Linked DNA regions of Homo sapiens: all the other regions are linked to region 1. Evidence: chromatin loops called from intact Hi-C (ENCODE). Cell type or tissue: dorsolateral prefrontal cortex. All regions are shown on one strand.

The links. Hi-C counts contacts between places; a loop is a spot of excess contacts. Peaks named below come from ENCODE experiments on the same cell type or tissue, not always from the same donor. Only the 100,000 strongest peaks of a DNase experiment are listed, where the experiment ranks them.
Region 2: it touches region 1 in a loop (5-fold over the local background); 98 of 110 quality-filtered maps call a loop at or near these places.
Region 3: a loop joins it to region 1, with 6 times the contacts of the local background. A loop is called at or near these places in 98 of 110 quality-filtered maps.
Region 4: a loop joins it to region 1, with 3 times the contacts of the local background. A loop is called at or near these places in 21 of 110 quality-filtered maps.
Region 5: a loop joins it to region 1, with 4 times the contacts of the local background. A loop is called at or near these places in 61 of 110 quality-filtered maps.

What each region holds. Positions count from the first base shown.
Region 1 is chr2:70,945,869-70,950,868 of GRCh38, reverse strand. All of the region lies in intron 2 of ATP6V1B1 (ATPase H+ transporting V1 subunit B1), which reads right to left. It overlaps ATP6V1B1-AS1 (ATP6V1B1 antisense RNA 1), which reads left to right and starts at 2,258. Exons shown (of 2, transcript NR_110274.1): 1 at 2,258-2,642. In dorsolateral prefrontal cortex, CTCF peaks have their summits at 2,016, 2,219 (motif pointing right), 3,649 and 3,850 (motif pointing right); DNase peaks (open chromatin) are centred at 2,238 and 3,848; H3K4me3 peaks cover 809 bases.
Region 2 is chr2:70,869,253-70,874,252 of GRCh38, reverse strand. No RefSeq gene overlaps it. Among named protein-coding and RNA genes, the nearest start is that of LINC01143, 16 kb to the left of the region's middle. In dorsolateral prefrontal cortex, a CTCF peak has its summit at 2,570 (motif pointing left); a DNase peak (open chromatin) is centred at 2,542; H3K4me3 peaks cover 898 bases; H3K27me3 peaks cover 3,622 bases.
Region 3 is chr2:70,859,542-70,864,541 of GRCh38, reverse strand. No RefSeq gene overlaps it. Among named protein-coding and RNA genes, the nearest start is that of LINC01143, 26 kb to the left of the region's middle. In dorsolateral prefrontal cortex, CTCF peaks have their summits at 2,327 and 2,530 (motif pointing left); a DNase peak (open chromatin) is centred at 2,521; H3K4me3 peaks cover 562 bases; H3K27me3 peaks cover 4,007 bases.
Region 4 is chr2:70,652,428-70,657,427 of GRCh38, reverse strand. ADD2 (adducin 2) reads left to right here. Exons shown (of 16, transcript NM_001617.4): 16 at 1-644. Among named protein-coding and RNA genes, the nearest start is that of TGFA, 100 kb to the right of the region's middle. In dorsolateral prefrontal cortex, a CTCF peak has its summit at 2,027; no DNase peak of the experiment used is centred here; H3K27me3 peaks cover 484 bases.
Region 5 is chr2:70,787,570-70,792,569 of GRCh38, reverse strand. FIGLA (folliculogenesis specific bHLH transcription factor) reads left to right here and starts at 1,927. Exons shown (of 5, transcript NM_001004311.3): 1 at 1,927-2,162; 2 at 4,769-4,921. The coding sequence starts at 1,932. In dorsolateral prefrontal cortex, CTCF peaks have their summits at 2,561 and 2,762 (motif pointing left); a DNase peak (open chromatin) is centred at 2,759; H3K4me3 peaks cover 1,106 bases; H3K27me3 peaks cover 3,657 bases.

The sequences.
Region 1 (5,000 bases):
ATATTAACCGTTGGTGACATGGATGTTCCTACTACTATTTTTATCTTTGCAAATTTTTATAAAATTGAAATTGTTTCAAAATAAAAAGTAAAGTAAAAGTATACTGACGGAAAAAGAGACATAATTCCCTTTATTTGCAGATTATATTATACATTTAGAAAGACTCAAGAGGTTCTGGTTTAGAAAGAAGGTTTTAGAATGAATAAGATAATTTGGCTGTTTATAAGATAAATATTTAAAAATCATTCCCCCCCTCCTTTTTTTTCTATTTTAGTAGTAACCAGTTAGAAGAGGCAACGGAGAAAACCATCCCATCTGCAATAGGGCCAAAACTCATAAAATAGCTAGAAATAAATATAACAAGAAAGGTACAAAAAAAAATTATGGAATAACATAAAACAAGTCCTAAACAATGAAGAACATTATTGTCTTAATGTTCTTAGTTACTAGCATAAAAACATTAATCCTTTTGAAAAGTATATAAATTTGATCCAACCCTAATGGATTATTGTTTATTTTAAAATTTAATAAAATTATTTTAAAGTTCACATAAATGTCTGAGAATAGCCAAAGTAGTTATGAAAAAGATCAGAGATAGAGGACTTGCCTTTTCAGATATTAAAACTTGTTATAAAGCTACTGAAGTCAAGCAGTAAATTGATATGAGGTAGACAAATGGATCAGTAGGAAAGAAAAAAAGTCCAGAAGGAGATCCCAGATTTTATAGGACTATTATAGAACAAATGTTGTATATTAATTAATTCTCAGAGGGGAAATAATATATAGAACATAAGAGGATATCTAGTTAGAAGATAACCACATCATAAACCCAAATACATTCCAGGCATGTAAAAAAAATTTAAATATAAAGTAAAAACAATTTTTAAAAAATACTGGAAGAGCTTTTCTTCTTTCCTATCTTTCTGAATAATCCAATTAAAAGACAGATGAGCAATGTCTTTAAGCAAGACAAGAAATTCAGAAGGTATAAACAAAAAATATTTGATCATATGAGTATTTCAAACTTCTGTATGGCAGAGACACAATAGATGAAATCTTTGTTTCATTTATTGTTGCAAAAGATAGCCTGTGAGCAATAAACAAGGAGCTCCCGTATGCACAACTTGCTTGGTAGGAAGATTTCACGGAGAAGGAAGCAAAATCAAAATGGTAAACATATGGACAGACACTCAACTTTCCTAGTTATCAGAGAAATGTAAATAAAAGCGAGACAGTACTAGTTTTCATTTATTAGATAGGTAAAACTACAGAGAGAACATATTCAGGGCCAGCAAGGATGTGGGGAAGTGGGTCCTCTCATACCTGGTTGGTGGAAATGTGAATTACCACAACCCTTCTGGGCAAGCCATCTTGCCCCAAATTGTCAATATCTAATTTGAAATAAAAAAGTACTTGAACCAGCAATTCCACTTCTGGGAATCTATCCTATAACCACAAAAGCGTCCGTTTAAAAGGGATACAATATTGTACTATTTGTAATGGCAAAACCTGAGAACATACGAATGTCTGTCAATAATGGGACTATTGAGTAAGTTACAGTACATCCATACTATCGCCTGCTATGCCAGTATCCAAAAGAATGCGTAAAATGTGTATCCGCTGACACTGTCAGTGGATCCACTGTCAGTCCCTTGGCTCTCAAGGGACTGACCCCGAGGTCAACCTCTAACATATTTGCCTGTGTTTGAGCGTATTCAGCAGGGTCTTTCGGGGCTGAGAATAAAGCGGTTAGGGGCAGATAGTTAACTTTACGTGTCTTTCCTCTTTTTCACTAAGTTACAAGGAGCATGTATTATTTTTGCAATTAAAATATAATACATTTTTAGGACATGTTACAGCACAGTGCTGGTGATTATCATCATCATTACTATCGTTATATCACCTACTGGCCACAAACTAGTGACCTTAAGGGCTTGCGGGTTGGGGCGGAGGGTCCAATTCCCCAGCAAGGTGTGACCAAGTAGGGACCACTCCGCCAGGGAACCCCTGCTGGTCGAACTTGAGACTAGGTTTGCAGCCCTGACAATCACACGGAAGGGAGCGCTACCTTGAGTCCTCCCTTGTCCTGTGAAGAGGATGCCAGGAAGGTGACCTGTGGTTCCCCAAACCACCCCTCAGCCTTGCGGAGTGGGGGCTTCAGCACTAGGCCGGCCGGGGAGGAGGGCTCCGAGGTGGGAGGAGCTCCGAACACCCAGGCGTCTTGGGTTCTCAACCACAAGAGGGAGCCCAGGAGCACGGACAGCGAGGGCCTGGGAAACGCGTGGAACACACGTCCCGGCTCGTTTTCCTCTCCCACTCTGATAACCTGTGTTTCGATACGAAACGGGCCCTGCCTCATTATTTGTCATCTCCCTGGAGGTGACGGAGGGCTGTTTCAACCTCAGGGGAAAAGTTGCTGTACAGAACACAGGCCAGAGTGTGCCCCAAAGAAATCAGGCGGTGGAGTGATTTAAAAGTGATCATTTTCTGTAGTCCTAGCTACTCGGGAGGCTGAGGCAGGAAAATCGCTTGAACCCGGGAGAAGAAGGATGCAGTGAGCAGAGATCGTGCCATTGCACTTCAGCCTGGCGACAGAGCAAGACTCCGTCTCAAAAAGAAAAAAAAAAAGTGATCATTTTCATGTGAGTTTATGTGGGTGAGAGAGGGAGGGTGGCAGGAGAGGAGAGTGGAGAGGAGAGTGGTGCGTTCTGTGTCCCTGAAGGACAAAATCAGAGAAAATGAACTTTAAATGGCAGAAATTGTGGTCAGATCTGGGGAAGGGCCATCAGGTTTTCACACTCAGGCATGGAGGGTGTAGTGTCTGGAACCTTTAGGAAGAGCCCCAGGCTCTAAGTGTGTGCTGGATGTTCGTCGTTATTGTTGTTGGTGGTGGGATCTCATGACCAGTTATGGCAGTGGGTACCTGGGAGAATTCCCGTGGGGGATAGCTAGTCCAGGAGCTTGTATCTTAAGGGGCCCTATTTCCCAGCCGCATACTGAGCAGGCCTGATCCCATCAACTCGGTTGATGTCGGTTACTAAGAGGGCTGCAGGAAGAGGGCATGACTCAGTGCAATGTAACCCCGTGCTGGAGATTCAACTGAGCTCTCAACCAGCAAGTGGCCAGGCACAGGGGAGCTGCTGTCTACACACGGAGGACTGGAAGTTCTTAGCAAGCCTGTCGGGATTTGTGCACAGGAATGCTGCCTCTAAGGTCCCTCCTGCTGACAATGGCCAGGGCAGTGCGGAGGCTCCTCTTTGGAAATTGTCTTCAGAGCTGATGCAGACTCTTTTGAAAGCAGCCACAGACATTGGGGATGGAGTCTGGTGGTTAAGGTGAGTGCTTACTCCAATTCTCAAACAGGGACCAATTTGAATCACAGACTACAGGAGTCAGAAGATTCTCTAGAACAGAGGTTCTCCGTGTGGTCCCCATACCAGCAGCATCACCTAGGAACTTGATAGAAATGTACATTCTTGGGCCTCCTACCCCAGGCATGCTGAATCAGAGCTCTGGGGTGGGGCCTAGCAATCTGCCTGTTAACAAGCCCCCTGCACCCCTGATATTCTGATGCTTGTTCAACTTATACAAATCAGAGAGTTAGACTTTTCTGGGTCACGAACCCTGAAAAATCAGACGAAACTGTAGAAACTCCTACCAGAAAAATGCACAGGCACATTCATGCATACCTTCAAAGGTCTGCACACAATTTCAAGGGCCTAATTCCTTGGGCTAAGAACCTCTGATCTACACAAAATTCTTCCCTCAAATGTTCTTACATTTGAGGACGGAAGCAGGAAGAGTAATTGCCTGTGTGATTCAATGTGGGCAGAAGGTGGCGCTGTAGAAACAGAATTGTAGCATTTGCCAAATCCTGGTAGAGGGAAAGGGGTAGGGGCAACGGAGAGGGATGGGGAGAGGTGCCTCCACCACCCAATTATTTTTCTCTGCCAAAGCTACAGATGCATCCGATAGTCGCAAAACCACAGGTCTGGGGACCTAGTTCTGGTTTCCTAGATCGGCCTCATTTTACAGTGGAGAAAATGGACACCTGTATAGGTTCCGACTCCATGCCACACTGGGTCCCATGGAGAATGGCAGGTCTGGTGGAGAGTGTGGTGGAGGTGGAGAGGGGGCAGGAGGTGGCACCAACTGTTGAATCAGGCTTATTAGCATTTCTGCATTCCAGGCAGAAACATTGCTGGCTATTCTCAAGGGAGAATAATACTACATTTGTCTGATGTGAACCTCACAATAATCCTATTATTATTTAATAGATGAGGAAACTGGGATTTACAATCCGAGATTGATGGTTCTCTAACTTGAGCATCAGTTCACCTGGAAGGCTTGTGAGGACAGACTTCTGGGCCCTACCCCCAGAGCTTCTGATTCTGTCAGTCTGAGGTGGAGCCCAAGAATTTGTATTTCTAACACGTTCCTGGGCAGTGCTAATGCTGTTGATCTAGGGTTGGCATGTAGCTAGCAGAAAAGAGTGGGATGGATCTGGGATTAAAATCCAAACCCAGTGTGCTGCACTTAACTACTCAGCCACACTTCCTCCTGGGGCGTCCCTTACACTGGGGGGTCAAGTGGTAATGTCCGTATGAACTCAGAATCTGTTTGTTAGCAAAGAATGGGTCTGATTTATTTAATATTGTTGGCTCAGGTTTTGACAGGTGCATAGCTAGTCATGCTAACATTTATTCATTCATTTATCTCATTAATGTACTCACCTTTCCTTTGAGCAAACATGCTGAGCACCTACTATAGCCTATGTGTTCAGTAAAAATGCTGTGTTGGGCTTCTGGAGCTGAAGATGAACAAAACACAGTTCATGGCCAATAGCAGGGCACGGTGTGTGTGGGGAAGGGTAGGGAGGAGATACATGGCCAGATCTTGACCAAATACCTCAGTGGATGCCACTAATAAAACCACAAAAAGTAGAGAAGAGGGAGAGGCATCCAGGAGAAGGTGACCTCTCAACCCTGGGGATGAGTCAG
Region 2 (5,000 bases), 77 kb after region 1:
AGGACACAGGTTTCCTGAAACTGCTCTGTAGACACCATCAGGCCCAGAAGCAGCTGCTCTGGAAGGAGCAACAAGGGAATTGTGGGTCCACTGACAGGAGTAAGCAGTATTTTTTCACAGGAACATTGACCACCACCTTCCCCTGATGGCCCCAGAGAGCAAGGGTGGACAAGTGGACACCTGCCTGGTCGCAGTCTTCTTTACAGTCTGAGATCTTACTTCCTATGGAAGCGCGAGGATGTAAGTTTCTGCCATATACAGTTGGGCACGTTGTGCATTGCATAAGGTTACCTGGCTCAGAAGGTAAATGGGGACTGAAAAAATTACCCTGAGCTAATTCTTACAGATTTTTTTCCCTGTCTCTGGGCCATGAGGGAGAAGACAGTGCTAGGGCTCCCTGGCCTCAGGTCAGCTGCACAGAACTATCCAGGGGACGGTTCCCAGGATCGCTCTCTCACCAGCTATCTCCTACCGAAGAGGACATGTCTCTCTTTCCAGCACTCCCTCAGGGAGGCAGCCCACACTCCCTGGGGAGACTCCATCCTGTTCCCCTTTGGCCGAGCCTATGTGGGGCTGTGCAGTGAGAAGAAAAGTAACATTTTCTTTGGGTGCAGGCTGGGGCAACTGGGCTGAGCTTCAAACTTGTTTTCTTTGAGGAAGAATTGAGGACTAATTATATGCACCAACTGCTGGCTGTTAAAGAAGGAGACAGAAGGCCATATGAGGTGGCTCATGCCTATAATCCCAGTGCTTTGACCGACCAAGGCAGGAGGATGGCTTGAGGCCAGGAGTTTGAGAACAGCCTGGGCAACACAGTGAAACCCCATCTGCACAAAAAACTTAAAAAAATTAGCAGGTGTGGTGATGTGCATCTGTAGTCCCAGCTACTTGAGAGGCTTAGGTGGGAGGATCACTTGAGCCTAGGAGTTTGAGGCTCCAGTGAGCTATGATTGTGCCACTGCACTCCACCCTAGGTGGCAGAGAGAGAGACCTTGTCTCTAAGAAATAAAAAAGAAGCCAGAAAGAGATGGGGGGGTCTTATTTCTTTTTTAGGAATCCCCAACCTCAGTCACAGAAACAAGCACCTACAGAGACAGAGACACAGAAGTTCATGGAGACCCAGGCCCTGGGCAGGCACTCTCAGGTGGCCCAAACCCCCAAGGTGGGTGAGGACCACTGTGGGCTTGGGGAGGGAACAGCCCTTCCTTTCACACAGCAAGAGAAGTTTGGGCTACCCAGGTGCCGAGACCAGCTCGTCTGGGGAGACCCTAACCCAGTGGCTCTAGAGGAATTAAAGACACACACACACACAGAAATATAGAGGTGTGAAGTGGGAAATCAGGGGTCTCACAGCCTTCAGAGCTGAGAGCCCCAAACAGAGATTTACCCACATATTTATTAACAGCAAGCCAGTCATTAGCATTGTTTCTATAGGATATTAAATTAACTAAAAGTATCCCTTATGGGAAACAAAGGGATGGGCCGAATTAAAGGATAGGTTGGGCTAGTTAACTGCAGCAGTTATTGCTCATGCTATTGTTTGTGGCTTAAGAATGCCTTTAAGCGGTTTTCTGCCTTGGGTGGGTCAGGTGTTCCTTGCCCTCATTCCAGTAAACCCACAACCTTCCAGTGTGGGCATTATGGCCATGATGAACATGTCACAGTGCTGCAGAGATTTTGTTTATGGCCAGTTTTGGGGCCAGTTTATGGCCAGATTTGGGGGGTCTTGTTCCCAACACCAGGGGGCTCCAAGGGGCTGGAGTTTGAGGAGATCTGGACAGGGTCTGAGGTCAGCCAGGGGCTGTGTAGCGCCCAGTGTAGAGCTGTGGCAACCTCATTCCCACTCAGCTTGGCTTCACAACAGCTCACGGAGCAGTTACTTTGATGAGGGACGGGGCTGGGCACTGTAATCCCAAAATGCCTGACAGGTATTTTGAGATTGGAGACACCCCCCTGCCCCACCCTCCTTTTCCTGAGGACCAGGCAGCTCAGGCATCTGGGAACTTTTTCATGCCATGTGACCCAGAAATTCCACTCCTGGATATAGATCCCAAACATAATCTCCCACAAGTGCTAAGGAAACCTGTACAAGGAGAGATACACAGTTGGGCAATTATGACGCAATAAGAAAAGTGCTGATGAAGGTGAATATTAAGCACTTACCGGTGTGCCTATGAGCTCCCTAACGACCCAGTGAGGTGGGCCGTATTACCCCATGTAATAGATGGGGAAGCTGAGGCTCAGACAGGTCAGGTAACTTTCCCAACGCCACACAGTAAACGGTGGAGTGGAAACATCCTTTCAGCCTCATGGCAGAGCCTGTGCCCCCATCACTGCACCACACGGCCCTTGGTACCACACTGATGGAGGAAGGCGGCGGTAACGACAGTGTCCTGGGTGTCAGGGACCGGGACGTGCCCCTGGCGTACGCACTAATACCACGCCCCAGTCTTCAGGCTAATTTCACACTGACAGGGCTCTCCTACCCTGGCCGCCGCCAGTCGGTGCCCGCCCGCCTCCAGTAGTGCTGCAGCTGTCCTGCCGGCCACCTCCAGGGAAGCGGCCTTGTGCTGCCCTCTGCTGGTCGCAAACTTACAGCACCGAGGGGTTTCGCTCTTCGCCGACTTCCTTGCGCAGGCACCCCGGGTGGTGGGCTATGGCTCCCTAGGGTCCAGAAATGGGTGGATGGGGGTGGGAAAAGGAGGGAGAGTGGGGGATGTCTCCAACGAGGCCAGGCCCGGGAAGCTGGCCGCGTGTCTAATTTCTCTGGTTACACCTGTTCGTGCCCAGTGCAGCAGTCCACGCTCCCTAATCCTGGTCCATAAGGGAAGGGGCAGGACGGACAGCCCCATTAGGATGGGAAACCCAAGAGGAGTCCTTTATGCTCCCGGAATACTCCCTGAGTACTGGGGGTACAATGATAATGAAAACATCCACCTTGCTGTAGTGAACAACGGCAGCTCCCACCCCAGGGTACCCCTGTGGCCAGACGTCAGTCACTGTCCTCTTCCTCTTAGTGACTAGAGGCCATTTTGAGTGTCTGTAGGGGAGATAGACATAGGAAGATTATACGGGTGATGCATTCGAAAATAACTGTGGCTGTAAAGGGCGAGCCTGGCACCAGGAGGATCAGGAGCCAGGGAGAGCTTGCACTTGAGCAAGGCTTGGTATAATCCACAGGAGTTGGGCTTTCTCTAGGAGGAGGCCCTGGGAACAGAAGAGTCGGAGAACAGCTCAACTCTGTGTATCTGCATCTGCTCTGTTCCAGGATGCACGCCCCCTTTTCCTCAGCTTCCAATCCTACATCTTGGCAGGCTGCCAGAGATTAGGCCCTTGGAGATATGGGGTGATATTTCTTCTTTGTTGTTTGCCATTGTAAGAGGACAATCATTAGCTTTACCTGAACAGATAAAACATGACAACAGGAATATCAAATATGTTGGGGAAGGAGGTCCCTAATGCTCAGGAGGATGACAGTTCCTTCCCAATCCACTCTCTGTCCCATGTGAAGGGCATCCCCAGCCAACTCTTCTCCAGAAGCACAGTCCCAGAGTGGGAGGTGAGAGGGAGCTGCTCTCATCCTGCTATGATCTGAATGTTTATGTCCCCCCACAGTAATGTGTTGAATCCTAATCACCAATGTGATGGTATTAGGAGTTGGGAACTTTGGGAGGTGATTAGGTCATAAGCATACAGCTGTCATGAATGGGATTAGTGTTCTTATCAAAAGGACTCCAAGGGCCAGGAATGGTGGCTCACACCTGTAATCCCAGCACTTTGGGAGGCCGAGGCTGGTGCATTGGCGGAGCTCTGGAGTTAGAGACCAGCCTGGGCAACATGGCAAAACCTTGTCTCTACAAAAAATACAAAGATATCTGGGTATGGTGGTGCATGCCTGTAGTCCCAGCTGCTTGGGAGGTTGAAGTGGGAGGATCGCTTGAGCCTGGGAGGTTGAGGTGGCTGCAGTGAGCCATGTTCATACCACTGCACTCCAACCTGTATGCCAAAGTGAAACCCTGTCTCAAAAATAAATTAATTAATTAATTAATTAAATTTTAAAAAATCAAGAGCTATAAAACAATGGAACAGCTTCATTCCCTACTCCAGTCCCCAGTCACCCAGGTACCCTCCTCAAAGGCACTCAATAGTGTTAGTTTCTTGTGTAACCTTCCAGGGGCGTCCTGTGTATGCACAAACAAATGCACACACAGCCACATAGGCCACCCTCTTTACGCACACAGCAGTTCACTTAAATTGCTTAAGAGAGGGTTCCATGTACGTGGAGATCTTCCTGGAGCTTACTGGAGAAATACCAGCATCATTCCCGCTGAAGCCAAGAGCAAAATCCTGTGATTTCTGAAATGTAGCTGGAACTACTCCCTGGAGCAACCCTGTCATTTAAAAGCTGCAAAGAAGTGGAGGTGGCAGTTTAACTTTGGGCAGGCTATTATTTTAATTGTGGCTTGCCCTGCCCTAACCTTTTTGCTTTAGGATACCCATTGGGTGCTCCCTCAGCCTGTGAAAATGGCCCAGAAGGTTTGGGCAGGTACCCATGGGGTACTGCCTTAAGTCCATTCAGACTGTTGTAACAAAAATACCATGAACTATGGGGCCAAGCGTGGTGGCTCACGCCTGTAATCCCAGCACTTTGGGAGGCCGAGGTGGGCAGATCACTTGAGGTCAGGAGTTTGAGACCAGCCTGGCCAACAGAGATGGCAAACCCCATCTCTACTAAAAATACAAAAAAAAAAAAAAAAAAATTAGCTGGGCGTGGTGGCACGTGTCTGTAATCCCAGCTACTAGGGAGGCTGAGGCAGGGGGATTGTTTGAACCTGGGAGGCAGAGGTTGTAGTGAGCCGAGATCATGTCATTGCACTCCAGCCTGGGAGACAGACAGAGACTCCATTTCAAAAAACAAAACAAAACAAACAAAAACACAAACCCATGAACTGGGTAATTTATAAACAGTAGAAATTCATTGCTCACAGTTTTGGAGGTTG
Region 3 (5,000 bases), 86 kb after region 1:
CTTACAGAGGGACTGGTGTGTTGCAGAGCGCTGGCTGGGGAGCTGGAGCTTTCTCCCAGTGACGCTGGGAGTGTGTGTGTGTGTGTGTGTGTGTGTGTGTGTGTGTGTGTGTGTTGCAGGTTGTGAGGTGAGCAGCAGGGTTAGATCTGTTTTGAAACAATTCCTCTGGCTGCTGTGTGAGGAGTGGATGGAAGGCAAGGCTGGGGCCTGGACACCTGACCAGGTGCCAGGGAGCAGGAATTGGTGGCTTGACCATGTGGATGGAGAGAAGTAGGTGGATGGAAAGATGTTAAACAGGTAGCATGTGGCTGGGCGCAGTGGCTCATGCCTGTAATCCCAGCACTTTGGGAGGCCAAGATGGGCAGATCACCTGAGGTCAGGAGTTTGAGACCAGCCTGGTCAACATGGTGAAACTGCATCTCTACTAAAAATACAAAAACTAGCCAGGTGTGGTGGTGGGTGCCTGTAATCCCAGTTACGCAGGAGGCTGATGCACAAGAATCGCTTGGACCCAGCAGGCGGAGGTTGCAGTGAGCTGAGATGCCGCCATTGCACTCCAGCCTGGGCAACAGAGGGAGACTCTGTCTCAAAAAAAAAAAAAGAAAGAAAGAATAGAAAAACAAAAACGCAGGTAGCAGCTGGGTGCGGTGGCTCATGGCTATAATCCCAGCACTTTGGGAGGCCAAGGTGGGTGGATCACCTGAGGTCAGGAATTCAAGACCAGCGTGACCAATATGGTGAAACCCCGTTTCTACTAAAAATACAAAAAATTAGCCAGGAGTGGTGGCAGGTGCCTGTAATCCCAGTTACTCAGGAAGCTGAGGCAAGAGAATTGCTTGAACCAAGGAGGTGGAGGTTGCAGTGAGCCGAGATCGTGCCATTGCACTTCAGCTTGGGCGACAAGAGCAAAAACTCTGTCTTGAAAAAACAAAAAGCAAACAAACAGACAAAAAACCCAAACAAACAAACAAACAAAAAACCCAGGTAGCATGCATTAAATTAGATTGTGGCGGGGAAGTGGAGGAATTACAGTGGGTTGAATGGCATCCCCTCCAAATTCATGTCCACCCAGAACCTCAGAATGAGACCTTATTTGGAAATAGGATCTTAGCTGATATGATTGAGGTAAAGATAAAGATGAGATCATACTGGCTTAGGATGGGCTCTAAATCCAAGGAGAGCTTTCTTAGAAGAGGATGCATAGAGACAGAAGAGATGGCCATGTGAAGATGGGGGCAGAGGCTGGAATCAGACACGGAGGAGCCAGGGAATGCCTGAAGCTGGAAGAGGTGAGGAAGGATTCTCCCCTGGAGATTTTGGAGGGAGCACAATGCAGCTGACAGTTTTTCAGACTTCTGGCCTTCCGAACGATGAGAGGGTCACTCTCTGTTGTTTTAAGCCGCCTGGTTTGTGATAATTTGTTACAGCAACCGTAGAAAACTAACACAGGAGTCAAGGGTGATACTTGACTGTCTGGCTCGGGAGACTGGAGCACAGAACCAGGGTCAGACTTGTTGGCTGGGGTGGGGATAGGGATGTGGTGGTCAGGTGCTGGGGCCGGGTTCAGGTATGGATTTATTGTTTTTGAAGAGTTCATGTGGCAAGCAAGCAAAGAGGGCCAGTGGTAGCTGGATTCATAAGTCTGGGGGACTGGTTTAGACTGAAAGAGAATTGGGGAGTGAGGTGGGGAGGAAGGAGATTGTCCAGGGAGAATCTGTGTGGAGAGCAGGGAAGAGGAATAAGAACGGACCTATCAGCAAGTCCAGCATCTAGGGGAGAGGTGAGAGAGAAGGAACTCCTGGAGGTTCCAAACAGGAGAAGACCAGGAGTGCGTGAGGCCACAAGTATCCAAGAAATGGGGCCTTGTGAGGGAGTGTGAGTGGGAAAGAATGTCACCAAGAGGTAAAAAAAAATCAACAGATAGGAAAATGCCAGTTGAATTTGTAAACAGGAGGGTCAGTTCACCGTGACTGTGGCAAGAACAGCTTTGGTGGAGTAGGGGAAGCATGGAGTGTCACTGCCACCTGACTCCTGTTTCTCGGCTCTCTTTGTAACAAGAACCCCCGGCATTCCTAGAGGTTCCGGACTCTCAGGACTGAACCTGTCAGGGCTTGGCATATTTAATAGTCACCAGCTGGTGGGATCGAGGCCATTGCTACCCTGGCTACATCCGGAAGACGAAGACTGATTACTCATGTGTGCTCATTGGGGACAAGGCAAGCAATTTTCTGCCTTCCATGAAGCCAGCACCTGGCGCTTGGTTCAAAGAATTCAGCAAATTTATACCTTTACTGAAATCTCAGGGGTCCTGGCCTAGGGAGTGAAATGTAGGAATGAGATGACTAATATTACTACTACATTCATTGAGGGGGTCGGGGATTCCTGGAAGGCCAGGATTCCATTATAACTATCATTCAGTCCAACAAATACCTAAGGAGGACCAGATTCACACGCATAGTGAAAACAGAACTCCAAGCGGCAGGAGCCCTTCTGTGCCCAGGCAGAGGCAATGGCGCCATCTACAGGTCACTGAGGGAGAGAGCGCCGGCGGAATTGTAATGCCAGGGAGCCGCTTCGGCAGGGATCTCAGGAATCCCGCACTCTTGTGGACTCTGGCGTTCTCGACATGAACTTTTCTTAATGACCAGATGTTTAAAGGGAAGGACAGATCCATATCTGAGCCTGGGTGTGAATTAGGCAGGGAGAAAGATCAAGCTTGTGGATGTCCATGTCCTATAAGAGCAGCGCTAAAGGGAACTTAATTTAAGGACTCTTTCCCAAAATATGACCAAAGGAGTGGTGGGGAGGGGTCTATGCTCGTGAGGGAAGAGGCAGTGGATCGCAGCTTAGGGGTATGTTTAGGGCCGGGGGCAAGCAAAATGCAGTGTGGGAAGTCAAGTCTGTGTGCCTCCGTTGTTGAAAACATTTTTTTTATTATTATTTATTTAAAAATATGTTTGAGGTAGGGTCTCACTAGGTTGCCCAGACTGGACTCGAACTCCTGGGTTCAAGCGATCCTCTCTCTTCAGCCTCCTGAGTAGCTGGGACTACAGGCATGCGCCACCATGCCCGGCTATGTTATTTAATAATACCCAACATTCGCTTATCCAGTGCCGGGCATTCTCACAAGCATTCTAAAACAGGTATTAACTTGTTGACCCTCAAAACAATCCCATAAGTTAGATGATATCTCATCCCCTATTTTATATATAAGGGAACGAGGCAAAGGGTCTGGACACTTGCCCAACGCCACGCAGTACTGGGAAACGAAGACTCCAACTCAGTCAGTCTGGTTTCAGAGCCCAGGTCTTCACCCCTGCACTTTCCTGCTTCTCTAGCATCTGCTACTAACATCTGCTCCACATCTTCTAAAATATATTCTATGTTATCTGCCTTTTAAAATGGAGCGTCAGGAACATAAACATTTATAGATGGGTTTGATTAACATGCTGATCGCCTGTGACTGCACTAATACCGGACTGAGTTCAGGAGCCACTGATGGCCTCAGCTACCAGGCTTTCTTGGGGTTCTTCAGTCTACTTTTCCCCATGGAGGAAGGAAAGCTATGGAAACCTCTTAAGCAGGGAAGAGACGTGGTTTGATTTCAATTTTAGAAACTGATTTAGATTTTCTTCAAAGGTAATGGACATAAAGACCTGGCAATGACCACAAAGCCAGAACCCTTATAGGTGTGATCTCCTGGCTTGGCCTCTGGGACTGGTTTAGGAGGAGGATTTGCAAGTAAGGAGGAGAGCGGCATGGAGGATCAAGGTGAGCTGAGATCAGGTATCTTCTCTCCTTGTCTCTGTCCCAGTCTCCAGAGGTGACTGTGTCCTGCCATAGTGCTCCACAAAGCGGTGCCACCTGGACAGTGAGCTTTATCCCTGCTCCATGCTGCTCCACTGGAAGAAGCACTGGGCGAGAAGTCAGTGGGGCTGGAAGACCCCAGTAACATCCCGCCCAGTGGAGATGCCACACTCCCCCTGTGGCATCTGCCTTTTCTGCTCCTGGGAGGATGTGCTGTGCCTTGCTCATAGGCAGGGCTGGCTGAGATGAGCCATGGGTCTTTTCTAGAGTGGACAGCTTCCTTCTTGTAGTGGTCCATTTTTCATTGCTATAAAGGAATACCTGAGACTGGGTAATTTATAAAGAAAAGAGGCATATAGTTCTGCAGGTTATACGAGCATCTGCTCAGCTTCTGATGAAGCCTCAGGAAGCTTTTACTCATGGTGGAAGGTGGAGGGGGAGCAGGCATGTCATGTGGCAAGAGAGGGAGCAGGAGAAATGCCAGTCTCTTTTCTTAAAAAGTATTTTTAAATTTCAATAGCTTTGGGAGTACAACTGGTTTTTGGTTACAAGGATGAATTGTATAGTGGTGAAGGCTGAGATTTTAGTGCACCTGTCACTCTTCACTCTCTCTCTTTCCTGCCACCTTGTGAAGAAGGCACTTGCTTCTCCTTTGCCTTCCACCAAGATTGTAAGTTTCCTGAGGCTTCCCCAGCCATGTAGAACTGTAAGTCAATTAAACCTCTTTCCTTTATAAATTACCCAGTAACCACAAAGCAAAAACCTGTAATAGATACACTAAAAATAAAAAGCAAGGAATTAAAAACATACTACCAGACATATCACTTAACCACGAAGGAAGAGAGCAAGAAAGGAAGAAAGAAAAAGAAGACTTACAAAATAACCAGAAAGCAAGTAACAAAAATGCCAGTAGTAAGTCCTTACCTATCAAAATAACATTGAATATAAATGGACTAAATCCCCAATTAAAAGACATAAATGGCTGCATGCTTTAAAAAAATAAGACCCAACTATGTGCTGCCTACAAGAAACTCACTTCACCTATAAGGGAACATACAGACTGGAAATGAAGAGTTAGAAAAAGATATTTTATACAAATGGAAGCAAAAAAAGGGGCAAGAGTAACTATACTCATATCAGATAAAATAGGCTTTAAGTCAAAAAGTGTAAAGAAAAACAAAGAAGGTCATTAT
Region 4 (5,000 bases), 290 kb after region 1:
CGGGAAGAGGCCAGGTGGGGGAGAACATACGGTCCAGAGCCTGAGATCGCCTGGCTGGGGTGCAGGCAAGCAGGAACCCAGTCTAGATAGAATGCAGTGTTCTCTAAAGCTATGGATGGTTTCAGTGAAATGTCTGTGTCTGACAATCGTCACGCAAGAGTACTTACTGTCTTCCCTTGTACATACATTGTCTGTGTTTAGCTTTTCCTAGTATTGTGAGGTTTCAAATAGGGGTTCCATGTAAATACTCTTTCTGCTACTGAAATGCCGGCCCCCTTGAGTATGCATCACCCCCACAGATGGTTTTGCCTTTCTCTATGCTAACACTTTTTGAGCCACTGACGTGCAGATCGGTGGTTAGTTTCTTGGGCTTTTATTTTGCAATTTTATATATATACACATATTATATATATATATATATTTATGGGTTGGTTTTGTATAGTTTTCTGTTTGAATCTCTGAGCACCAAAGCTGCCCTTTGATTTTCACGAGAACTTTCCAAAGCCACTTCCTGAGCCCTCCTGCTGCTTTGGTGTCTGACGGTGATGCTGCGGTGGCATCTCTGCCCGTGAATTTCTGTATGTGTGTGCTGTTACCTCACCTGCAGACATGACCCTAGTAAATCTAACGTGCTTGGCTTCCCAGTGTGTGTGCCCCATCTCTGTCGGCTCCTCAGCTCTCCTGGCTCCCAGGGGAGAAGTCAGAAAGGGGGCCCTGTGGAAACATGGACCACGCAAGAAAATTGTACCCTTGAGGCCATTTCTCACACACGGAAAGCTGAACATGTGTCTACTTGTGTTCTGATTTGGGAAGGGCGGTTATAAAATACTAGACTCTCCTGAAAAGGAAATGGCCATGTGGATTTGAAACAGCTCTGTGGAGGAAGCTCAGTTTAGGTGGGTTGGGATAGGGGAGGAGCATTGCACAAACACACATGTGGACGGCCCTGCAGGGCAGCAGCAGCGGCAGATCTATAGGCTGGAATGGAAGAGGGTGTCAGGCCAGAGTGAGAATCTTGGAGAGGGCTAAGAAGTCACCCCAAGGGGTGAAAGGAGAATGGAGAGACTAGGTGGGGAAAAAGGAAGAGAGAAAAGAGGAAAGAGAGCCTTTGGCTCCTCTTTATTCAAAAACTACTGTGGAAGCTCAGTATTCCTTGAGTATCCACACATATGTGGCAGGTGTTGTTTAAGTATCTCATGCATCGCACCCACTGAGCCCCCATAAAACCCAGAGGGTGATTCTGTTATTACTACTTACTTTACAGATGAAGTAAGGAGACTTTTCTTGGGCCACAGGTTAATATGTGGTAAAGCCCAAGTTCAGCTAAGGTCTTGTAGGTAACCAAGCCCTGGCTCTTTCCACTGCTGCTCACTGCCGGGTGCCCTGAGCACAAGAGCAGTCCCCGTCATTACTCTCAGGCCCACTGTTATGGGCACGTCTGCTTTCCACAGACTGCCTGTATCCAAGGGTAGAGCCCCTCTTCCTCCTCTTGCATCCAGGTATCCTGAAGTTTCCACAGCTCCTGTAAACTTGGAAACAAGGAACCCAGCCCCTCGGGTGCCCCAAAGCCATCAGTTTCTCCCTTGCTGCAGTCACCCAGGAATCCACCTGTAAGGAATATGACTTCTGTGTGCTCTCACAGCTGTGTACATCGATCAGGTCAAGGACAATAGTCAATCTGCTGACACCACTTTATAAAGCTTGCTACAGTTTAAGATTATCATGCTGAGACCAGCCTGACCAACATGGAGAAACCCCGTCTCTACTTATAACACAAAATTTGCCGGGCGTGGTGGCGGGTGCCTGTAATCCCAGCTACTTGGGAGGCTGAGGCAGGAGAATTGCTTGAACCCAAGAGGCGGAGGTTGCGGTGAGCCAAGATCGTGCCATTGCACTCCAGCCTGGGCAACAAGAGCGAAACTCTGTCTCAAAAAAAAAAAAAAAAAGATTGTCACGCAAACCCACAAGTTGAACTCTTCCTAAGTTTGCACTATGACTAAAGGGAAACTAATGTAGGAGCAGAGTGCCCTCTATCTGCCAGAGATATTAAGAAATTTCTCCAGCGCATATACAGCAGTACCCCCTTATCTGCTGGGGATACTTTCCAAGACCCCCCCATGGGTGCCTGAAACCTTAAATAGCACTGACCCCTAGACACACTATGATTTTTCCTATACATATATACCTCTGAGAAAGTTTATAAATTAGGAGCAGTAAGAGATTCACAATAATAAATTAGAACTATTATAACAATGTGCTGTAATAAAAGTACAATAAGCATTACTTGAACACACGCATGGTGATACTGTTACAGCCAATCTGATAATCAAGACGGCTACTGAGTGACTAGTGGGCAGGTAGTGTAGACAGCGTGAATACACTGACAAAGGGTTATTTGTGCTCCCAGGTAGATAGCACTGAACAAATGGGATGATGAGATATTGCAGCACACTACTCAGAACAAACACGCAATTTAAGGCACGGTGGCTCACCCCTGTAATCCCAGCACTTTGGGAGGCCGAGGCGAGTGGATCACCTGAGGTCAGGAGTTCGAGACCAGCCTGACCGAAATGGTGAAACCCCATCGCTACTAAAAGTACAAAAATTAGACAGGTGTGGTGGCGGGCGCCTGTAGTCTCAGGAGGTTACTTGGGAGGCTGAGGCAGAAGAATTGCTTGAACCTGGAAGGCAGAGGTTGCAGTGAGCTGAGATTGCACCACTGCACTCCAGCCTGGGTGACAGAATAAGACTCCATTTCAAAAACAACAACAACAAAAGCTTATGAATTGTTTATTTCTGGAATTTTCCATTTAATTTTCTTGGACCCTGGTTGGCCATAGGTAACTGAAACTGCAGGAAGTGAAACCCACAATTCACTACATGTGAAAGGAAAGTCAGGCTGGAGAAGAAGTGGGAAGGACCTACAGCTGAGATAGCTCCTACTCAGAGGGAGCAGTGAGGGTGGCAGAGAGATCGTCAGGAAAATGTGGTGGAGGCCCCTCCTGGTTTCAAGAACAATGAGGAAAGTGCTGGGGTTCACACTGCCAGGACCCTATTTGCAAGATCTAAGTAACGAGGAAGTGAGGAAGAGTCAGGGATGTGAAGCACCAGAATCCAGATAGGATCAAGGAAGGGCACCGTGGCCCCCCTAATCCTGGCTACCTGGATAAATATGAAAAAAAGAAACTTTCAGCCAAGTTATTGTGGATTCCACCACTGCCACCCAGATAACTAGATCTCAAATCTGGCAAAATGTAACCATAAGAAATAGAAAATGTTCCTTTTCTCTTCATTTGTGCCTTTGCACAAGGGGGATGCACATCTCTGACAGGAGCGAACTCTAATCTGGATAGAGATCTCACTGTGTTAAGAGTAAGCATGGAGAAAAATCACGTCACAATTTAGTAGCTTAAAAGAAGACCAAGCTGGGAAACTAGAACACATTGTCCTCAATGCCACTGAGTTACTGCAAGAAGCAGGAGAATGGTTCAGGAAATCTCTATTAATATACCATTTACCGAAAAGATCAGCCAGTTATGAAAAGGGAGCACTTTAAGTCAAGAAACATTTTTTTTTAGTGATGAAAAACACTGCCATATGTAAACACAAGGCATAAGCCATCAATAGCAGGTTGAATGTTATTTATCATAGATGAGAACATAAAGACGTGTCTAAACATGGAAGGATCCCGAGCCCATCCCTTGAAAAAAATTAGACAATCGTGTCCAGTGGATTGGAAAATGTATATAAGTGAATAACTCAAGAAGGAGAAAGGCATTTGACTAGAATAAGGTAGCAAGCAATGAAACCACATAAATGTATTGCTAAGTCTAATTTTTCATTAATTTAACCAACTCAATGCAAATGTTTAAAAGTAGTTATTAGGATATATATATATAATAAATAATAATTTGGAGCAGCAGGGAGTTAAACATGCTAAGTTTCTCATTATTGGCAAAAGAGATTTAATAGATTATTTTTTAAATTGTTGGAAGAATATTGGCTCAATTACATATAAAATTGTTGTATTAGTTCAGGCTGCTATAACAAATGGCCAGGGATGGGGTGGGTCAGACACCAAACATTTATTTTTTACAGTTCTGGAGACTCAAAGTCCAAGATCAGGATGTCAGCGTGGTTGGGTTCTGGTGAGGGCCATTTTCCAGGCTGTAGATTACCGGTTTCTCCTTGTATCTCCACATAGTGGAAAGATAGTGAGAGAGTTCTCACCATCTTTTGTAAGACACTAATCCGATTCATGAGGGCTCCACGCTCATAATTTAACTTCCTCCAAAATTAGGAGGTCCCACCTCCTAATACAATCACATTGGGGATTAGGATTTCAACATATGAATTTGGGAAGGCGTAAACATTCAGTCCACAGCCAATTGTGAACTTAGAGATGGTTTATAAGAATTTAAAAGATAATCCTTATTAAAAGGCTCTATATCTTCCAAATCACTAAAGAGAAAAATAAGAATAGGAATTCAGCTAAGATGGAGTAATAGACTAAATTTACCATCCTGCCTACAATAACCAAAAAATGAATAAAATATATGAAACAATGGTCTTCAAACCACTTCACATCCAGCAGTAAAGAACAATGATGCCGGAGAGTTGAGAAATCCAGGAAGTGACCCCTATCTATGATTGTCCCAGCTTACTGCCTTAATAGAATTTCTAGGCCATGGCACAGGAAAGGTGAATCCGGGCAAACTCAGTTAAGCAGATGGAGCTGAGAGTCCTGGGAGAAGAAGCTAGCTAGAGTTTGCAGGATAGGGTAGCAGAAGGGAGAGACTGTACATAGATGCAGATGTGCCCCTCTGAGTATTCAGATGCATACCAATCAGTATATGTATGTGAGGAAACTACCCAAGACTTAAAACCAAAACAAAACAAAACAGCCTACCCAAAGCCTTAGAAGTAACACTGCCCAGTACCAACGTGGGGTCAGGAATAGTGTCTGTCCCTTCCAGGCTGACTGAAAAACTTCATGATTC
Region 5 (5,000 bases), 160 kb after region 1:
TTTTTAATATTTTTTAATAGAGACAGGGTTTCACCATGTTAGCCAGGATGGTCTCAATCTCCTGACCTCGTGATCCGCCCGCCTCAGCCTCCCAAAGTGCTGGGATTACAGGCATGAGCCACCGTGCCTGGCCCACAAAATATTTATCAATTTATGGTGAAAAAACCTGACACCACCACCTTGACCAGGCGATTAAGGTTAACATCACCAGTGGTGGGGCAGATCAACCTCATGTACTTCCTGATGTGATGCACTGAGAAGAGCCCAGCATCATTTATATGGAGCCCCTCCATGAAGGCATGGCTGGGGTCTGGACATGAGCAAATAGTGGACAACCCCAGGTCGAGGGACATACTACAGAATGAAAGGCCCCTACTCTTTTAAACTGTCAAGGGCATGAAGACAGGACAAGATGGAGGAAATGGTCCAGAATGAAGGAGAGTAGAAATATGACAACAGAATAAAACTTGTACTCCTGGATTGGATTCCAACCAGAAGAGAAAAAGACATTGTTGAGACAGCTGGTGGTACTTTGATGGGGTCCATGGATTGTATGGTAGCACAGTACCAATGCTTACTTCCTAGTTTGAGTGGTTGTGTTGCGGTTATGTGGAAGAGAGGCCTTGTTTAGGGGGAATACCCACTGGAGTATTTAGAGGTGATATGACAGCATGTCTGCAACTTAAAAACTTTAAAAAAAGAATAGATCAATGGATGCAGCTAGACGTCATTATTGTAAGGGAACTAACACAGAAACAGAAAACCAAACATTGCCTGTTCTCACTTTATAAGTGTGAGCTAAACATTGAATACACAGGGACACAAAGATGGAAACAATAGACACTGGGGTCTGCTTGAGGGGGAAGTAAGAGGGGGGCGTGGGTTGGAAGGATACCTATTGGGTACTAGGCTCACTACTTACGCCACGGGATCATTCGTACACCAAACCTCAGCAACACACAATTTACCCACTTAACAAACCTGCACATATACCCCTGAACCTGAAACAAAAGCGTAGAAAAAATATTTTCTCAGACCAAAGAAAAAAAAATGTATTTCTATGCTTGGAAGGAATGATTTTACAGAGGGCTTCCAGAAACATGTCTGATTTTCAGGTGCAAGATCAGAATGTTCCAGTTATATTGATAACCTCCAGAGAAACAAACTCTCATGAGTAATCTACTCAAAACAGAAGATGTAGTTAATTATTTCTAGAGTACTAAATTGTACTCTACTATTAAACAAGTTTGGGATCGCTATTTTCCAGCACATTTTCTGAAGTAACAACTGTGTTTGGCTGTGTTGACAATAAAGGTCTGTGTGGAAAAGGGGGAAAATGAATAAAGCGATGTATCCCCCCACTCGCGAAAAAAGAAAATAGTTCAAATAGAATGGAAAAAGAATAATGAAAATGAGAATATTCACAGCGAGAAAGAGGGCAACGGAGCAAACGTGAAAACTTAGCAAGTAGAGAGCGTGGCGAAGGGGGTACAGGAGCTCTTAGAAACTCTTCTTGCCATTTTCCCCGCAACTTTTATTTCAAAACGAATTCTTAAAAAAGTTTTGTGGATATCCATCACATTTTTCTGTATACACATAGCCAGAAGCTCAGGCCCCAAGACAGATTGATTAAATGGGAATTTGGGGGACTGGAACCGTGGCATGTGGATTGAGAAAAACACCACTACCACGCTCCCGGCGGTTCCAGGTGTGCAGCCGGGGCTGCGCTCCAGCGCTCCCGAGTCACACCTGTGCGGCTTATTCAACGCGATGCCTGGACGCAGCCTCCAGAGAGGAGGCCGGGATTGGAATACGCAGCCGGGGAATGGTTGCAGGTGGTCCAGCTCCCGCCCCCGCCCCGCCCCCGCCCGGGCCTCGTGCGGCCCCGGGTGCGCAGGTGAAAGCCCGGCCTCAGCGGCCTCGGCCCTGCCATGGACCCCGCGCCCGGCGTCCTAGATCCCCGCGCCGCGCCGCCCGCGCTCCTGGGCACCCCGCAAGCCGAGGTGCTGGAGGACGTGTTGCGGGAGCAGTTCGGGCCGCTGCCCCAGCTGGCCGCTGTCTGCCGGCTCAAGCGGCTGCCCTCGGGCGGCTACTCGTCCACTGAAAACCTCCAGTTGGTGCTGGAGCGGCGGCGTGTGGCCAACGCCAAGGAGCGTGAGCGGGTGAGGGATCCCTAGGGTCGACGTCCGTTCCCCCCTTCCCTGCTCTACCACCAAACACCTGGTCAACACCCGGGGGTCCGCTCACCGCCCACCCCCGCTCGAGGCGACTTCGAGCTCCCGAGGCCTCCCACGCCCCCAGCTTGTCAGGAGAATGGCAGTGGCCTCCTTCTTCTGCACCTCCGTGCAGCTGCTCGTTGGCGGCCGCTGCGGTGGCCGCCTCGCCCGCTAACCCTCCAGGATTTGTGCAGGACCCGGGTCTGGGAGGGGACAGAGGAGGGGCCCTGACAACTTCAAAAATGTCTCCCTGGGCAGGTGCTTTAAAAGCTTCGCGCCCAGGGGGTGCGCCTTCATCTCACACCGTAGGCGCTGGTGGGTGCTTGGGACGCGCAGGGATCCCCTTCGCTCCTTTTTCTTGCTCTCTGCATCTCGGCCTCGAAGCACACACGAGGGTGAGGAGAAAGGGGGGCCTGACGGAAGTGACTTTTCTTTTTTAAAGTAACGAAACACGACGTCCCAGTGTGCACCCAAGACTCCCACTCAACTCTGTCAAGATAAAGTGAGTGTTTCCCAGTCGAGCCGCAGCAACTCGCAAACGGGAAGGGTCCTGTGGGCCGTGGTTGGAGCGGCACCTGCTGGTAGATTTTACTATCTAACGAAACTCAGCCCCAAACTTGGGAGACATGGTCTCCTTCCTAGCGTTTGCAGTCTACGGGTTTGGTTGCAGCAGAGGCGAATCCAGGAGAGAGAAGGGTGAGGGGTAGAAGAGGGAGCAGAGCGCACGTTCAGGACTGGGACTGGGGAGAGAAGTACCGCCCGGGGCTGTTCCTAGGCCTTTCAGAAATGTCCCAGTGAATCAAGTAGGAGCTTTGCAGGGAGAGGGCAAGCGCAGAAAGGACGACAGGAGAGTAGGAGACTTCTTTAAGTCTCCTCTTTTACCAGTACTAGACTCTTGATGGACAGAACCCTGTGATCTGATTCGGTGGCCCTACAAAGAGATTATGATCTAATAGTTTAAGTGGTCCTTCCCACCAGGAAGGAATTGTCTTCTCCAGAGAATCAGTCCTGGTTTTATCCACTAAAACACGAATAAGCTTTATTATTCTTTATAATGATAAGGTTAACACACTTGGAAAAGACAGAAATGAGTGAAGAAGTTAAGAGACACAACACAGATATAACTACTGTGAACATTTTTGTGTATATCCACCCAGTCTTTTTCTAGTTTTGTGTATTCATATATATATATATATAATTTTTACAAAATATTCAGTACATATTTGTGTAATTTTTTCCACTTAACATTATCAAAAGCATTTTCTTATATTCTTAAGTATTCTTTCAAAGAATAGTTTTTGACTGCATAGTCTGTCCAAAAATGGACCATAATGTATTCAGTCTCTTATTGTTAGGCATGTTTGCTGTTTGTAGCTTTTTACCGGTACCTATCGGTGTAACTCTATGTGCGTGTCTGATAATTTCCTTAGAATAAAATGCTACAAGTGAAATTACTGAGACTTAAGGCATATACAATGGAATGGCTTTTGATACAAGTTACCCAATTGCTTTCTAGATAGGTTTACTAATTTTTATCCCTTCTTACAGGTCTAGGACTGTTCTCTTTTTCAAGCTATCCCTTATCCTGGGTATGATAAAACAAAAATGTTACCACCTTGATACATAAAAAATGGTATCTAATTTCTGTTTTAGTTTGTAGTTCTTTGATTATTAAATTCTTTTTATACACTGAGTGGTTGTTGTATTCTCCTGTGAATTGGCCAACTATGTCCCTTGTCTGGTTTGCTCCAGGGTAGGATATACTCAATATATATTGGCTTTGTGGCATAGTGGGAGCCAGTTCTCCCAAGGCCTGTATCTCCCAGGGGGATGAACATCAGAATTATAGGCCTTCAGAGACAGGGATTAGACTCTGGAGAAGAGAGAAAAATAAAATATGAGGAGCCTTTGAAGTCTCACCAACTCTCTGGATTCTCACCCTTGCCTCTATATCATTAACTCAGTGGGGAAAGAGTTTGAAGAGCTGATGGCTCAGTGCTTGAGTTGACAAGTATTTGTACATTTGATTCATCACCAGCAATACCACTTCTTGAGGACTTTCTATGTGCCAGGTTTGGGTGAGGTATCTTATTTGTACATTATATCACTTAATCACACCCCCCAAAAAGCTTTAAGATATTTTCCATTTTGCAGATGAACAAACAGGCTTAGTGATGTGAAGTATTCCACACACTCTTGTAAATGATAGACCTGGATTTTAAACCTGGGTGTAGTTAATTCATATTTTAGCCACTCCTCTACTGCCTCCGCATTATGATACAGCGGGTATGCTCTCAAAAGAAGAGGAGTGAGCTCAGCATGAACATGAACACACCTTGCAGCCCATCTGCCCATAGTACCAAGTTTATGCCATTCCCTCTTCCTTTACTATGAACTGCACTGCTGGTGGAGCACTGACTCTTTGGGGCATATGCCTGTTTAGATTTGCCACTCAGACAAGGAGGCAGTGGAAACAACCCCCTTCTGTAGCTTGGGGAGATGTCTATACAAATTGGCTTCTCTGTGTGTTACTGTGCCTTTTTGTTTTCTAGATAAAAAATCTCAACCGTGGTTTTGCCAGATTGAAGGCACTTGTGCCATTTCTTCCCCAAAGCAGGAAGCCCAGCAAAGTTGATATCCTTAAAGGTGCGACTGAATATATACAGGTTCTCAGTGATCTTTTGGAAGGAGCCAAAGACTCAAAGGTAAAGGTGTAAGATTTTAGAATAATGATAGCCACCATTTATTAGGCCTTTTCTATGTACGAGACACTGTGCCAAGTGA